Linked DNA regions of Homo sapiens: region 2 is linked to region 1. Evidence: read pairs that join two places in POLR2A ChIA-PET (ENCODE). Cell type or tissue: GM12878. All regions are shown on one strand.

Region 1 (8,000 bases):
AACCAGAATGTATTTTTAAAAATCAGTTTCTCCTCAGGTGAGAGTTTCATGAACTTGATAAAATAATTTTTGTGATTTTTTTTTCCTCTATGCATTAGAGGTTTAAATACTAACGGATCCAAATCTAAGCTTAAAAAAAATTAAAGCACCACTTCTGAACTACGAAACAGATTTTTTTTTGCAGAGAAAATCAGTAGCTTATTTTGTGTTGGAAATACAAGCTTGTATCAAAGTGTGCCAATGTGTCTGTCCTTATTAAGGCTATAAGAAGTATTAGGCATTACCTGCTCTCCAATAAGTGTAGTTCTAGCTCTAAATTTTGATCTTTATGGCTTCTTGCATGTTCATTGAAGAAGAATTTTAATAAGTGATTATTTGGTCAAATTTCACATATCTAATATTATAGCATATCCACGAAGATAAAATTATGGCAAATAAAACTGAAAACAAAAGTGGCGAAATGTCCTCGTAATGGTAATTGAAGATCACATCATCAGCTCTCGCCAGCATGTGCATGTGTTAAACCGTAGAGAGAAACCTGTAATTATTGTAATTGCTCTTTTTGCTTTATACTAACAAGCTTCAAACCATGTTTCAAAGTAGTTGTTTTGAAATAGTTATTTGTCAAATCATCAAATCTCGGAAAGTAAATGGTAATGAGCTTTTTATGTTTATATTCTGACTGTTGGTCATATTATGCAGCTTTTCAAGTCCATAAAGTTCAGAGATGAAACTGGATGTTAATTATTTCTGATATCAAGGCCAAAGAATAAAATAATGTTACGAGTCCTGCTTAAGGTGAAAAATTAGGAATATTTGAATATCAGAATCTCTCAATTGGGAAACTCTCTATTCTTAGAAGAAAGTTTTCCTGTAAATAAGTGACAATATCAGTCAGCAACCTAAATTTTTTAAAGCTGAAAATTGGGGTATGAAGAGTGTAGCTTTTTCTCATTTATCACAGGAAGTGCTAAGATAAAAAGATCAATATTTAAATGACGCCACTAATAACATTTTTCAGTACATTTTACATATGGCTCTTTTTTTTCCCCCCAAACCTCACAGTTGGTTGGAACAGCCACACATAGGACATAGGTAGCCACTGGGTTTTAAAGTTTCCAGTAGAGTGTCAACTATGCAAATTACATTTGGCATTTTAAAAATATATTTCTTATACTTACTATTTTCAGAACCATGATTATAAATGAAAGCAGCCAGTATAAATGCTTTTATTTTTTTTAATTGCTGTTTACTTGCTATTACACAGCAAAAATTTGCTTAGGCCACAAAGTAATCAAATTTTTAAATTCCCCACTGGTTCAATAAAATAAAACATATCAAAGAGAAAGCATGTAGGAAAAACTGCTTTTTTGTGAGCTTATTTTTTAAATATAGTTGGCACTTTAATTTACCCATTTAAAAATAACAATGAAATTTTTTTTTATGCTTCATTACTTTAAAACAAAATTATGTTGATTTTGTTCTTTATGTTTAAGCTGATAAAAATTCACCAGACACTTAATCTTGACATTGTGGCTACATCTTGCCTTCCTGCCTCTGATTAAATTTTCAAAATCCCTGCATGAGATTCACAGATACCAGTTTGAACGTTTCTGTGAGGCTAATTTCTCAGGGAAAAAATATGGATCAGTTACATCTTTGGTTAATTTTATCTAGTTCCTAATTTCTGCTAGGTCTAAGCATTTTAAATATAGTGTTGGTAAAGCATCCTTCTGTCGCTGGGTGATGGCATTATTGCAGGCAGAATTAGGAGAAAGGACATTGGCATAGGAGAAAGAGGGTTGGGGAGAAAAGTGGTCAGGAAAAAAGATCTAATAGTTGATGCAGTCTTTTAAATACCTTTCCAACTGATCTACAGGAAATTGTGCTGAAGAATCATTTGTTTCCTGTTCCACTATAAATGTGGTTTGCATTACATCCCCTGTTCGGCTTTTTTTGTTGTTGTTTTGTTTCTACTAAATTGTAGTACCACGATGGAGGCTTGAGAATAAGTGATGTCTTCCTTTATAACTTATCTTTTAATGGCTTGATCATAGTTGGATTTTAGACACTGTCATATTTCATTATATGAATTTTGTATGTGTGTGTTTCCAAGCCTACTTGAAACTTCTATTACTGCTCTGCCACTAAGAAAAACAATGCTGCAGTCTAAGTTCTTTAGAATCACTATTGTAGGTCAAATACATGGTCTACATGCTGCCATCAGGGATCTATTAAATGAATCTCTTGTTTACTCATTCAGAAAATTTAGAGATTTTAGATGTGGTTCTGGCAATTGTAAAAGTTGTTAGAATTCAGATTTACTTTTGCCTTAAGAAGAAAATACAGTGGAGACATATATTTGCTCTGCACAGCTGACCTAAATGCATGCCTTGTACCTGTGAGAATTTCAGTATGCGGACACATAAAAGATTACTGGGCCTTTTTTCCCCCTCCAATATTATCAGAGTTACAAAATAAATAATCTTTCACAGTCAACATAGTTTAAAAGTAATTTTAGTTTTAAGCTTTTTCAAGTTTTTATATGTTTAATTGCACTTTATTAGCCCTTAATACTTCAAACATAACTCTAAGATGACACAGGCTAAAGTTGTATATGATAAACATTATTGATTACTTAAAAAAAAGGGATATCTGTATATTCATAAAACATTTATAATCTATTTAGGAAATCATCATAGTCCTAAAAAAAAAGCAGTTGTTTGTATACCAGGAAAAAGAGATCAGTAGTGACAAAAGTGGAAAAGATACTTGTATAAAATTGTCTCCTTTAGTGTGAAGTGATCTACTGAAAGTTATACTTGGAATTTTCAGAAAATGTCCATAGTTGTAGGCTTTATAACATTTCAAATTCTGTAATAAACTATTTGGCACATTATCATATCATTTTAGGTATATAGATACCATGGCATTTTATTAAGCAAAACAATTTTTTTCTTCTGAAGAATACTTAAGGTGAAATTTACTGGTTTTGAGCTTGAAAGTGGTTTGAGAATTATACATGAACTCCACTTAAACTTTGGAGACTTTCCTTTTTGCAGTGCTAAAGATCCATGACTTGGTTCCAAACTACAACCTTTTATTTGCAGATGTATTTATGGCACAGTACCACATTCTGATTAGAATTTAAGAGTTCACATTTCTGATATTTCTGTCTCTAAATGCTGTGTTGCTTCTGTTTACCTAGTTTTCTTCCTATTCTTCCTAATTTCTTAAAGAAATCTGCACATATTCATTGAGGTATTTAATCCAAAAAGATTTAAAAGAGACACTACGCCTCTAACATTCTGTTTAGGAGAGTATACTACTTTAAACTCCGTTCTCCCCACCTAAAAAAGGGGGGCTAAAGAGTGGGTTTGAACACCTGAGAAGTCAGAGGTGGGAACAGTGTAGATGATGGTCTAATTTCAGGCTCAACCAAAAAAAATGCAGGCTTTGGCTGGCATCCTCCAGGGACCTAGCTCTGTGCTTTCCTAGAGACCAAATTACACTCATCTTGAGAGAGGGCATGTTGAGGTAATTGGTGGGAGAGAGTGGGGAGAGTTGAATTCCAGCTGCTTCCATTGTAGCTGTCCTGAAAATGAATAGGGGATGTTAACAATGGAGGCTAACATTTGACTTGGCTTTTTCACCTCCACAAACCTAAGGGTGAGAATTATAGAGTACTGAATGACTGCACCAATAATGATCCTGTTTAAGTGGGAATTGCTATGTTGGGAAAAACTCACACCATTTTAAAAATAGTTGATGCATTTACCAACCACAGTCCTATTACTGTAGCCCAATAAAGTTTATCCACAGTATGGAAACACTCCTTTTTTTTATTGTCAGCCATCTAGTGTGTGTATTGGATCTTCACCTCTTTGGTTACCATTTTAAAATGCTCCTACTGAAAGACATTTGGAAGGCACCAGAATCCCATCTCCAAGAAGGGAAGCAAGATACAAGTGCCCTGTACTCCCTTTCTCCTAGAATGTGTGGTCTTTTTTTTTTTTTAAGGAGAATAAATACTGTATGACTCAATAGCTTTTCTAACGAATAAAACAAATTAAATTGATGTTACATGCGTATTTAAACCCTATCCAGTTAAGTACTGATGTGATTAAAATAATCAAATGTATTACTTAAAAAATTAAAAAGGATAAATTCTGCACCCCATTATTTTATTGACTTTTAAATATAAATTGCAGAAATGTTTACATTCCTAATGGCATTATTAAGCTAAACTGACAAATCAGAGGAAAAAGTTGATTGGCCAGCACATTATTATTTCTGCACCTGTTATTACAGAAGTGGAGGCTCAGCATTAAAGGAGCTGGATGGATGCTGTTTTCTTAGGCTTCCTTTGTGTGATGTGGGGGTTGGGATAAATGTGTAACAAGTGTAGTTTCACTTTGTAGTGCCTTTTTGTGTGTTGATGTGATTAAAAGACTACAGTGTTTTTCATGTCGCTTTGAAATTAATATGCAAATAATATGGGATATTAGGGCTTCCCTCTACCTGCTGCACTAAGCTTCCCTAAGCCAAATGGGGTGGGGATTGGTGTCAACTTTTTTCATACAAGTTGTTTAGTTGCAAATATCGCCAACGTTTTATCTCTACTCTGTGAATTTGTAAGGGGGGGAGGGAAATGTCAAACTCATTGAAGTAGGATTGAAGATCTGGGATGAAAATACTTTAAATTTTTATTTTCTACTTATATATCAGCCAGGATGTTAGGAGACCTTGAAAACATTTTGAAAAAGTTGTGTAACATTACCAAGGCTTTGGTATAAGATTATACTTTTCTTCTGGTTGAGTTCTTCCTTGTATTAATCATGCAATATCATTTCTCAGACACTTGAGCCCGGCTCTCCCCTGGAGCATAGGTGGCAATAATTGTTTGTTATTATAATTCTAGAATTTCTTGGGTGTTCATTGTCCGTAATTCATTTCACACAGAGAAATCTAAACTTTCTTCAGCCAGTAGAATAAATAATGCCTTCCCTGTCCTTTCCTTTTCTTTTTTAAATTTTGAGTTCTTTAGGAATGTCATTATAGTCTTTGAAACGTAATGACATTAAATTTGGATTGAAGGGGAAGGGAGAGGAACTTTTATTTCATGCCATCCAGTGGCTAGTTTGAGTTTGCAAAGAAATAGATACAATGCCATTATTTTCTGCAAGATACTAGTTAACACTATTCTCATATCAGTTTAGACTTTGTCCTGTGTAATAATTTAAATTCCTAGATTTTAATAACACTTAATATGTAGCATGGATCCCACTTAATCTCCCCCCGGCTTCACAACAAAATGTTTACATAAATGAACTCTCAATTTTGATATCAACTATTTAACTCACTCTTTCCTGAGTTAATACTTCCATAATTAAACATGTTCCACAGTTGCCATAGGAGTGTATCTTAAAAATGATGTTCTTCTCTGTTCTTTTGAGCCATCTGTTTGCTAGGTCAGTAAAGAAATGGGAGCCTGATTTTATTTTAAAGCCAATAAGTTATTACTCTACTATTGTATTAGACATTCAGCTTCAGAGGGAGTAAAAGATAAAATTCCATCACATTTCCACTTTCTTACATTTGCAGCAGAAACTTGTATGCTCAAATTGGTTATTTTCAACTCATGACAGCTGTGATATTTAAAATGATCACAGCTGTTGTGACTTAAAATTGATTTTTCTATTAACACCTGAGAAAAAGACCTGTGCCGTATTAAAAACTTAAATAAGGTAACTGTAAAATTAGATGTGTTGATGTGAATCTGGTAATCCTACTTCCCAGAGGTTGCAAAGTGCAGCACACCTCTTGCATGCTTCCAGGGAATGAGCTAAAACTGCTAGAAATAGATGCATGATTGTTAAAAGCGTTTACATTTTAAAGGATTCCTGTAATAGCAGATCCTCTTGGCCCAACTTTACAGTGTCACTTTTGCTGATAAAATCATTTAGGATTCAGTTTCCTTAATTAACCCCAAGAAAGATGACTTACATGAATCATTATGATATCCTAACCTCTAGACTAGAGAAGCTGCTTTACCTTTCAGATATGACATTGAAAAATGCAAAACCATACGGAATTGTTTCTTATGAAGGAAGTTTTGGTTTTATGGTGCTTTTCCTCCATTATCTTTAGATGACGAAAAAGGAAAAACAGATGAGAAAGGACAAATAGATCATGGCTAAGTAGCTTTAGGCTAGCACTTGTTTTTGGAATCTTTAATACATTTTTAATCTTCATGTTGAAGATCCATTTAACCTGTTTTAAAGTTAGATGGTGATTCCTGGGTTCAGTTGGTCTGTTTAAATGTTTACCTTTTCAGGATAATCCGTATTAGAATCTTGCATCTCTCAATAGATTACCTATTTAACAAAGTAACCAATTTAAGAAAACCTAAACACATTTATACATTAAGATATTTTCCTGTTTCGAGTTAGATGATGTAGTATATAAAATATATGGCTGGCCTGATGTGGAATTATGTATAGACAACAGTGTCTTCACAGATGCATTGCCAATAGGGAGCTATGTAGATTAAACTCTTTGGCCAGTCCTAGGCTTTTTACCTGTGTAACTCAATCAGAATTGAAAGCATGACAGGTTTTATGATGATGAATGTATGGCTGGATTGGAGAAAGTATGGTTGGGTGGGTAGATAGATGGATAGATTTCATAACTAGACAGTAATAGATAATGCCAATTATTTATTACTCAAACTTGTTTATTCCTCAGAAATTTTTCTGCAGAGTATTATTTTGATTATTGCATGTAGTTCAGAACATTTAGTTGAAAATGATAAAATATTTGCTGTCACATAATCAAGACTGCTATAGAGTTGGTTCTAAAAGTTCCAGAGTGAACATACATTACCTGTGTCAAAGTTAGAGGCTAAGACTATGGAGGGCCATAAGATCACAAAGTCAGACTATCACATACTAAGTGATCATGGGTGTCAATGGCTATTTCCTTGTTTAGTTGAAAGAAGATACTCCTCGAGATGGACATTGTTTATATGAAGATTTAAGAAAATCAAAGTGGATATTTGTTGCTGACAGACTAAGATTACAAACATATATCTTTAGAACAGGGTGTTCCCCAGGGGACATACGGCAATATCTGGAAACGCTTTTGATTGTCACAACTGTGGGGGTCAGGCAGGAGCTTGCTACTGGCATCTAGGGCTGGAGGCCAGGGATGCTACTAAACATCTTAACAGCGTGCAAGACAGACCCTCAGAAGTGCTGAGGTTGGGAAGTCCTGCTTGCAAAGTGATATATCTGGACCTTAAGAATTAAATAATGTCATAATAAGTTCCATAATTAAATCTTGGCATTGTGAGGCATTTATAGAGGATAACATTTTTTTGTTTTTTTTCTTTCCCTTTCTATTTCCCTTTTCCTTTTCTTTTCTTTCCTTTTTTCTTTTGTTTCCAAAACATTGTTTTTTGTTTGTTTGTTTTGGCATAGCACACTATAGCATTGCCCAGGTATTTCTACGTTTTACCATGAAAACGTGAGATTTTATAGTGTATTAAATATTGTACATTATTTGTGAACCAACTGGAATGGCTTCAAAGCAGCTGTTAGAATATGTTGAGTCAGTAACACAACATGTCTGCATACCCTAAACATATATTTGTCTTACCTTTTAAAATGTTTAGAACCCTCTATCAGTGTAACTATTGGTTTGTCTTGAATCATCCTAAATGAGGAAGTGTATTACCATTTTTTCCCTACAGGACATAAAGTGGAAAGAAGAAATTAGCATAAAGAAACTAATTAATAATTATGTTTTAAGTTTTTTGGCATTACGGACATTGTTTACATCATCATTAACATCATAACATCATATCGTCTGTTATCAAGAAAAGATTAAAATTTAAAGCCAACATTGAAGATGTTCTTTCCAGCTTTCCCAATAATGCAACTCCTTTACCTCCTCACAACTGGGGACCTCTCTCCCTGCCACTGCTGCGCTTCTCCTCA
Region 2 (8,000 bases), 1.2 Mb before region 1:
CTCCTCCGTTGACACATAGGGATTATTACAATTCAAGGTGAGATTTGGCTGGAGACAGGAATCTCATCTTATGGTGACATTACAAGTTCCTAGGTCTGAGTCAAAATAGTTTCGAATCTTTTTGTTTCCCACCTTGACTGCAGGTGCATAAAGAGGGGGAAAAGCCCAATGTCATTAACAGAAGAGAAGGACATAGGCCTACAAGCAGAGAAGCAGAAGTTAGAGCCCCTAGAAAGAAATGAGAGTATGATTGCTGCAGAAACCTGGGAGAGAAAAGATAGAAGCGGACATGGATGAACTAGATATAGGCTGTTGTAGGAAATGCATGAACAGTGATGGTGAGTGGGATGGTTTATTTGCGGAACTCATGCAGTATTGACTTCTTGACACATGTAGCTTCCATGGAATACCAGAAAACCAAAGGCATATTGTCATTTGCAGATGGAGAAGATGCCAAGTAGAAAATCTATAGACATGCCAAGAGGAAATGATCATTTTACTCATTTGGACTAATTTTTGGAAGAAGCAAAGTCAAATTAGCATCAGAAAGACTTAATCAGAATATTTTCATTCGAGTTATTTATTGCTGTGCAACAATTTACCCCAAAACTTTGTGGCTTAAAACAACAACAATTATTTTATTATGCTCATAGATTCTGTGGGTCAGCAATTTGGGGGATGCCTGGCTGGGTGGTTTTGGCTCTGGGTCTTATAAGTCATTGCAGTTACATGTGGCTGAAGCCAATGCAATGGGGGCTGGTGGGCTTGCTCTCTTTCTTCTTGAAGTCTTAGGGTCCTTCCCTGTAATTTGTACATGGACTAGTAGCCTCAGGGAAGTCAAACTGCTACATGAGGGTGCAACTCTTCAAAAGCATGTGTCCTAAAAGAATCAAGTGGAAGTGGAATTGCTTTCTATGCCCTCACCTGAGGTCACATTATATCACTTTCCCCATAGTTATAAGCTTACAGAGATTCAAGGGGAGGGAATATAGACCCTGCCTCTCAATGGGAGGAGGGTTAAAATCATGTTGTAAGTAAAGCCATGTAGGATGGAATACATCATTGTGGTCATCTTTGGAAAATGCTATTAGCTGCAATTTTAGAAATATTTATTTTTATAATTATTTTCAGATATGAGCAGAAATATACATGAGTTACAGAAAAATTTGCACAGTGAAGGACCTTGCACTGCCTGGGATTGTCCTTCACTTGCATCCAAACAGGCGCTGGGCAGCTTTGTATTCAGGCCCTTGTCCTTGTCTAACCCTTTGATTTTTATAAGGAGTTGTTAGTCTTGTGTCCAGCTCAGTTAATTGTCTGTTTGGAATCCTATTTCTCTTAACTGGTTGCAGAGAATATCCCATTCTTAGGTAGTGGCTGGCAGCTTTAAGCACCAGATGAGGGCTGCCCAATACTTATTGTAAGGACTGAATTCTGTCCCCTAAAATTCATATGTTGAAGTCCTAACCCCCAGTATCTCATAATGTGACTGCATTTGGAGACAGGGTCTTTCAAGTGATAATTAAGTTAAAAGGAGGCCTTTAGGGTGGATTCTAATCCAATACAACTCACCTTATAAGAAGAGAACATTTGAACACAGATGCACACGGAAGAGAAACCGTGGGAAGACACAGGGAGAAGACACCCATCTACAAGCCAAGGAGAGAAGTCTCAGAAAAGCCCACCTGCTGCCAACACCTTGATCTCAGACCGTGACTCTCCAATCATAAATTGACAACACTCAGTACATTTCTGTTGTTTAAGCCATCTAGTCTGTGCTATTTGTTATGGCAGCCCTTGCAAACTAATATACTTATTCAAGGTTTCAGCACATGAAAAGTATTTTGAGAGGTGCTTTTGAAGGTTCTATTTCTCTGGACCATGTTTTCAAATTTATTTTTATTTATTTTTATTTTTTGAGTCAGAATTTTGCTCTTCTCACCCAGGCTGTAGTGCAATGGTGCAATCTCAGCTCACTGCAACCTCTGCCTCCTGGGTTCAAGTGATTCTCCTGCCTCAGCCTCTTGAGCAGCTGGGATTACAACCATCCACCACCACGCCTGGCTAATTTTTGTATTTTTAGTAGAGATGGGGTTTAACCATGTTGCACAGGCTGGTCTCAAACTCCTGACCTCAGGTTATCCACCCACCTCAGCCTCCCAAATTGCTGGGATTACAGGTGTGAGCCGCCTTGCCCAGCCTCAAACTTATTTTTTTAAAGGAGCAGATGCCTTTTTTTCTCCAAAACTAAATGCAATTCTTTTATCTATAAAATATACAAATAGTGTTTTATTTGTATACAATTTGTTTAGAAATTTGAAATAGTTCCTTGTAACAAAGACACTCGATGGGAACAATGAAATGGTTTAAGTATACAAGTGCTCAGAAACCTACAGCATTTGGGCAAAAAGTAACAGCAGACTCCTTCACCTCTCCCCTGCCATGGAGACGTGCATTCTTCTTGCTCACAAAGTTCAGCATTCTGTTATGAGACTAGCACTTTAACCTATTTCCAGGCCAGAAAAATGGGAGGTGGAAACGTAGTATGCAACTCATCCAAGGTTGCTGATCTCCTCACCAAATGACTCTTGGCATCTACACCTAAGTTCTAGAGGAAGCCCCAAAGGGCCTGAACAAGACTGCACCTGAGTAAGCCTGCCTGGTGGCTATGCAGAAAGACATGTCATAATCTGCTGCTCTTGTAGTGCACAGTGAAGCAGGCATGGACTTTGGAGCCTGATGATTTAGCTGTGAATCTTAACTTGACCACAACTAGCCATGCAACCCCGGGCCAGATCTGTCACCTCTCTGAGTCTCAGTTTCCTCATCTGTAATAAGAGGGATTTGAACACCAGCCTTGTGGGTTCTTGTGAGGATTAAACAAATTAAAATCCGTGTTTACCCAGCACAGTGTTTGGCATATGGCTTATTAAATATTTATTTTTCTTACCCCTGGGAGAGCAAGTACAGGGCTCAAATGAGATAATGTAGATGGAAGTACTTTGTAGTCTGCGTACAGTCATCTCTGTGCCAGTTGGAACTGTGATGTGGTTTGACATTGACTCATTCCTGACCATGTGGGCCTGAAGTCAATGGAGTCTCATTTTTTCTTGGGTGAGAGAAAGGGGTAAAAACATCCAAAGGGGAACATGGGTGTGCTGGAGACTGTGAATGTGCTCAGTGTCACTTGTGCAGGCTTGAAAAACTGGTGGTCAGAGTGAATTTTGAAACTTTTTTTTTTTTTTTTGAGACACCGTCTCACTCTGTCGCCCAGGCTGGAATGCAGTGGCACGATCTCAGCCCACTGCAACCTCCGCCTCTTGGGTTCAAATGATTCTCCTGCCTCAGCCTCCTGAGTAGCTAGGATTACAGGTGCCCACCACCACACCCAGCTAATTTTTGTATTTTTAGTAGAGACGGGGTTTCCCCATGTTGGTCAGGCTGGTTTTGAACTCCTGACCTCGTGATCCGCCTTCCTCAGCCTCCCAAAGTGCTGGGATTACAGGCGTGAGCCACTGCACCCAGCCCTGAAAATGTTTTTATGGTGTAGCGGGCATGGTGGCTCATCCCTGTAATCCCAGTACTTTGGGAAGCTGAGGTGGGAAGGTCATCACTTGAGGCCAGCCAGGGCAACATAGCAAGACCTCATTTCTACAAAAAGTTTATTTATTTATTTATTTATTTATTTATTTATTTTTATTATTATTATTATACTTTAAGTTTTAGGGTACATATGCACAATGTGCAGGTTAGTTACATATGTATACATGTGCCATGCTGATGTGCTGCACCCATTAACTCGTCATTTAGCATTAGGTATATCTCCTAATGCTATCCCTCCCCTCTCCCCCCACCCCACGACAGTCCCCAGAGTGTGATGTTCCCCTTCCTGTGTCCATGAGTTCTCATTGTTCAATTCCAACCTATGAGTGAGAACACGCAGTGTTTGCTTTTTTGTCCTTGCGATAGTTTACTGAGAATGATGATTTCCAATTTCATCCATGTCCCTACAAAGGACATGAACTCATCCTTTTTTATGGCTGCATAGTATTCCATGGTGTATATGTGCCACATTTTCTTAATCCAGTCTATCATTGTTGGACATTTGGGTTGGTTCCAAGTCTTTGCTATTGTGAATAATGCCGCAATAAACATACGTGTGCATGTGTCTTTATAGCAGCATGATTTACAGTCCTTTGGGTATATACCCAGTAATGGGATGGCTGGGTCAAATGGTATATCTAGTTATAGATCCCTGAGGAATCGCCACACTGACTTCCACATGGTTGAACTAGTTTACAGTCCCACCAACAGTGTAAAAGTGTTCCTATTTCTCCACATCCTCTCCAGCACCTGTTGTTTCCTGACTTTTTAATGATTGCCATTCTAACTGGTGTGAGATGGTATCTCATTGTGGTTTTGATTTGCATTTCTCTGATGGCCAGTGATGGTGAGCATTTTTTCATGTGTTTTTTGGCTGCATAAATGTCTTCTTTTGAGAAGTGTCTGTTCATGTCCTTCGCTCACGTTTTGATGGGGTTGTTTGTTTTTTTCTTGTAAATTTGTTTGAGTTCATTGTAGATTCTGGATATTAGCCCTTTGTCAGATGAGTAGATTGCAAAAATTTTCTCCCATTCTGTAGGTTGCCTGTTCACTCTGATGGTAGTTTCTTTTGCTGTGCAGAAGGTCTTTAGTTAATTAGATCACAGTTGTCAATTTTGGCTTTTGTTGCCATTGCTTTTGGTGTTTTAGACATGAAGTCCTTGCCCATGCCTATGTCCTGAATGGTAATGCCTAGGTTTTCTTCTAGGGTTTTTATGGTTTTAGGTCTAACGTTTAAGTCCTTAATCCATCTTGAATTAATTTTTGTATAAGGTGTAAGGAAGGGATCCAGTTTCAGCTTTCTACCTATGGCTAGCCAGTTTTCCCAGCACCATTTATTAAATAGGGAATCCTTTCCCCATTGCTTGTTTTTGTGAGGTTTGTCAAAGGTCAGATAGTTGTAGATATGCGGCATTATATCTGAGGGCTCTGTTCTGTTCCATTGATCTATATCTCTGTTTTTGTACCAGTACCATGCTGTTTTGGTTACTGTAGCCTTGTAGTATAGTTTGAAGTCAGGTAGCATGATGCCTCCAGCTTTGTTCTTTTGGCTTAGGATTGACTTGGTGATGCGGGCTCTTTTTTGGTTCATATGAACTTTAAAGTAGTTTTTTCCAATTCTGTGAAGAAAGTCATTGGTAGCTTGATGGGGATGGCATTGAATCTATAAATTACCTTGGGCAGTATGGCCATTTTCACGATATTGATTCTTCCTACCCATGAGCATGGAATGTTCCTGCATTTCTTTGTATCCTCTTTTATTTCATTGAGCAGTGGTTTGTAGTTCTCCTTGAAGAGGTCCTTCACATCCCTTGTAAGTTGGATTCCTAGGTATTTTATTCTCTTTGAAGCAATTGTGAATGGGAGTTCACTCATGATTTGGCTCTCTGTTTGTCTGTTATTGGTGTATAAGAATGCTTGTGATTTTTGTACATTGATTTTGTATCCTGAGACTTTGCTGAAGTTGCTTATCAGCTTAAGGAGATTTTGGGCTGAGACAATGGGGTTTTCTAGATATACAATCATGTCATCTGCAAACAGGGACAATTTGACTTCCTCTTTTCCTAATTGAATACCCTTTATTTCCTTCTCCTGCCTAATTGCCCTGGCCAGAACTTCCAACACTATGTTGAATGGGAGTGGTGAGAGAGGGCATCCCTGTCTTGTGCCAGTTTTCAAAGGGAATGCTTCCAGTTTTTGCCCATTCAGTATGATATTGGCTGTGGGTTTGTCATAGATAGCTCTTATTATTTTGAGATACGTCCCATCAATACCTAATTTATTGAGAGTTTTTAGCATGAAGTGTTGTTGAATTTTGTCAAAGGCCTTTTCTGCATCTATTGAGATAATCATGTGGTTTTTGTCTTTGGTTCTGTTTATATGCTGGATTACATTTATTGATTTGCATGTCTTGAACCAGCCTTGCATCCCAGGGATGAAGCCCATTTGATCATGGTGGATAAGCTGTTTGATGTGCTGCTGGATTCGGTTTGCCAGTATTTTATTGAGGATTTTTGCATCAATGTTCATCAAGGATATTGGTCTAAAATTCTCTTTTTTGGTTGTGTCTCTGCCCGGCTTTGGTATTAGGATGATGCTGGCCTCATAATATGAGTTAGGGAGGATTCCCTCTTTTTCTATTGATTGGAATAGTTTCAGAAGGAATGGTACCAGTTCCTCCTTGTACCTCTGGTAGAATTCGGCTGTGAATCAGTCTGGTCCTGGACTCTTTTTGGTTGGTAAGCTATTGATTATTGCCACAATTTCAGATCCTGTTATTGGTCTATTCAGAGATTCAACTTCTTCCTGGTTTAGTCTTGGGAGTGTGTATGTGTCGAGGAATTTATCCATTTCTTCTAGATTTTCTAGTTTATTTGTGTAGAGGTGTTTGTAGTATTCTCTGATGGTAGTTTGTATTTCTGTGGGATCGGTGGTGATATCCCCTTTATCATTTTTTATTGCGTCTATTTGATTCTTCTCTCTTTCTTCTTTATTAGTCTTGCTAGCATCTATCAATTTTGTTGATCCTTTCAAAAAACCAGCCCCTGGATTCATTAATTTTTTGAAGGGTTTTTTGTGTCTCTATTTACTTCAGTTTTGCTCTAATTTTAGTTATTTCTTGCCTTCTGCTAACTTTTGAATGTGTTTGCTCTTGCTTTTCTAGTTCTTTTAATTGTGATGTTAGGGTGTCAATTTTGGATCTTTTCTGCTTTCTTTTGTGGGCATTTAGTGCTATAAATTTCCCTCTACACACTGCTTTGAGTGTGTCCCAGAGATTCTGGTATGTTGTGTCTTTGTTCTCACTGGTTTCAAAGAACATCTTTATTTCTGCCTTCATTTCGTTATGTACCCAGTAGTCATTCAGGTTCCATGTAGTTGAGAGGTTTTGAGTGAGTTTCTTAATCCTGAGTTCTAGTTTGATTGCACTGTGGTCTGAGAGACAGTTTGTTATAATTTCTGTTCTTTTACATTTGCTGAGGAGAGCTTTACTTCCAAGTATGTAGTCAATTTTGGAATAGGTGTGGTGTGGTGCTGAAAAAAATGTATATTCTGTTGATTTGGGGTGGACAGTTCTGTAGATGTCTATTAGGTCTGCTTGGTGCAGAGCTGAGTTCAATTCCTGGGTATCCTTGTTAACTTTCTGTCTCGTTGATCTGTCTGATGTTGACAGTGGGGTGTTAAAGTCTCCCATTATTAATGTGTGGGAGTCTAAGTCTCTTTGTAGGTCACTCAGGACTTGCTTTATGAATCTGGGTGCTCCTGTATTGGGTGCATATATATTTAGGATAGTTAGCTCTTCTTGTTGAATTGATCCCTCTACCATTATGTAATGGCCTTCTTTGTCTCTTTTGATCTTTGTTGGTTTAAAGTCTGTTTTGTCAGAGACTAGGATTGCAACCCCTGCCTTTTTTTGTTTTCCATTGGCTTGGTAGATCTTCCTCCATCCTTTTATTTTGAGCCTATGTGTGTCTCTGCACGTGAGATGGGTTTCCTGGATACAGCACACTGATGGGTCTTGACTCTTTATCCAATTTGCCAGTCTGTGTCTTTTAATTGGAGCATTTAGTCCATTTACATTTAAAGTTAATATTGTTATGTGTGAATTTGATGCTGTCATGATGATGTTAGCTGGTTATTTTGCTCGTTAGTTGATGCAGTTTCTTCCTAGTCTCGATGGTCTTTACATTTTGGCATGATTTTGCAGCGGCTGGTACTGGTTGTTCCTTTCCATGTTTAGTGCTTCCTTCAGGAGCTCTTTTAGGGCAGGCCTGGTGGTGACAAAATCTCTCAACATTTGCTTGTCTGTAAAGGATTTTATTTCTCCTTCACTTATGAAGCTTAGTTTGGCTGGATATGAAATTCTTGGTTGAAAATTCTTTTCTTTAAGAATGTTGAAT

The links. Peaks named below come from ENCODE experiments on the same cell type or tissue, not always from the same donor. Only the 100,000 strongest peaks of a DNase experiment are listed, where the experiment ranks them.
Region 2: POLR2A ChIA-PET joins it to region 1 with 5 read pairs; 1 of 35 experiments calls an interaction of 5 or more read pairs at or near these places.

What each region holds. Positions count from the first base shown.
Region 1 is chr18:55,310,586-55,318,585 of GRCh38, reverse strand. All of the region lies in intron 8 of TCF4 (transcription factor 4), which reads left to right. Among named protein-coding and RNA genes, the nearest start is that of TCF4-AS1, 140 kb to the left of the region's middle. In GM12878, no CTCF peak of the experiment used is centred here; no DNase peak of the experiment used is centred here; H3K4me3 peaks cover 5,549 bases; H3K27ac peaks cover 3,839 bases.
Region 2 is chr18:56,527,392-56,535,391 of GRCh38, reverse strand. No RefSeq gene overlaps it. Among named protein-coding and RNA genes, the nearest start is that of TXNL1, 110 kb to the left of the region's middle. In GM12878, no CTCF peak of the experiment used is centred here; a DNase peak (open chromatin) is centred at 3,061.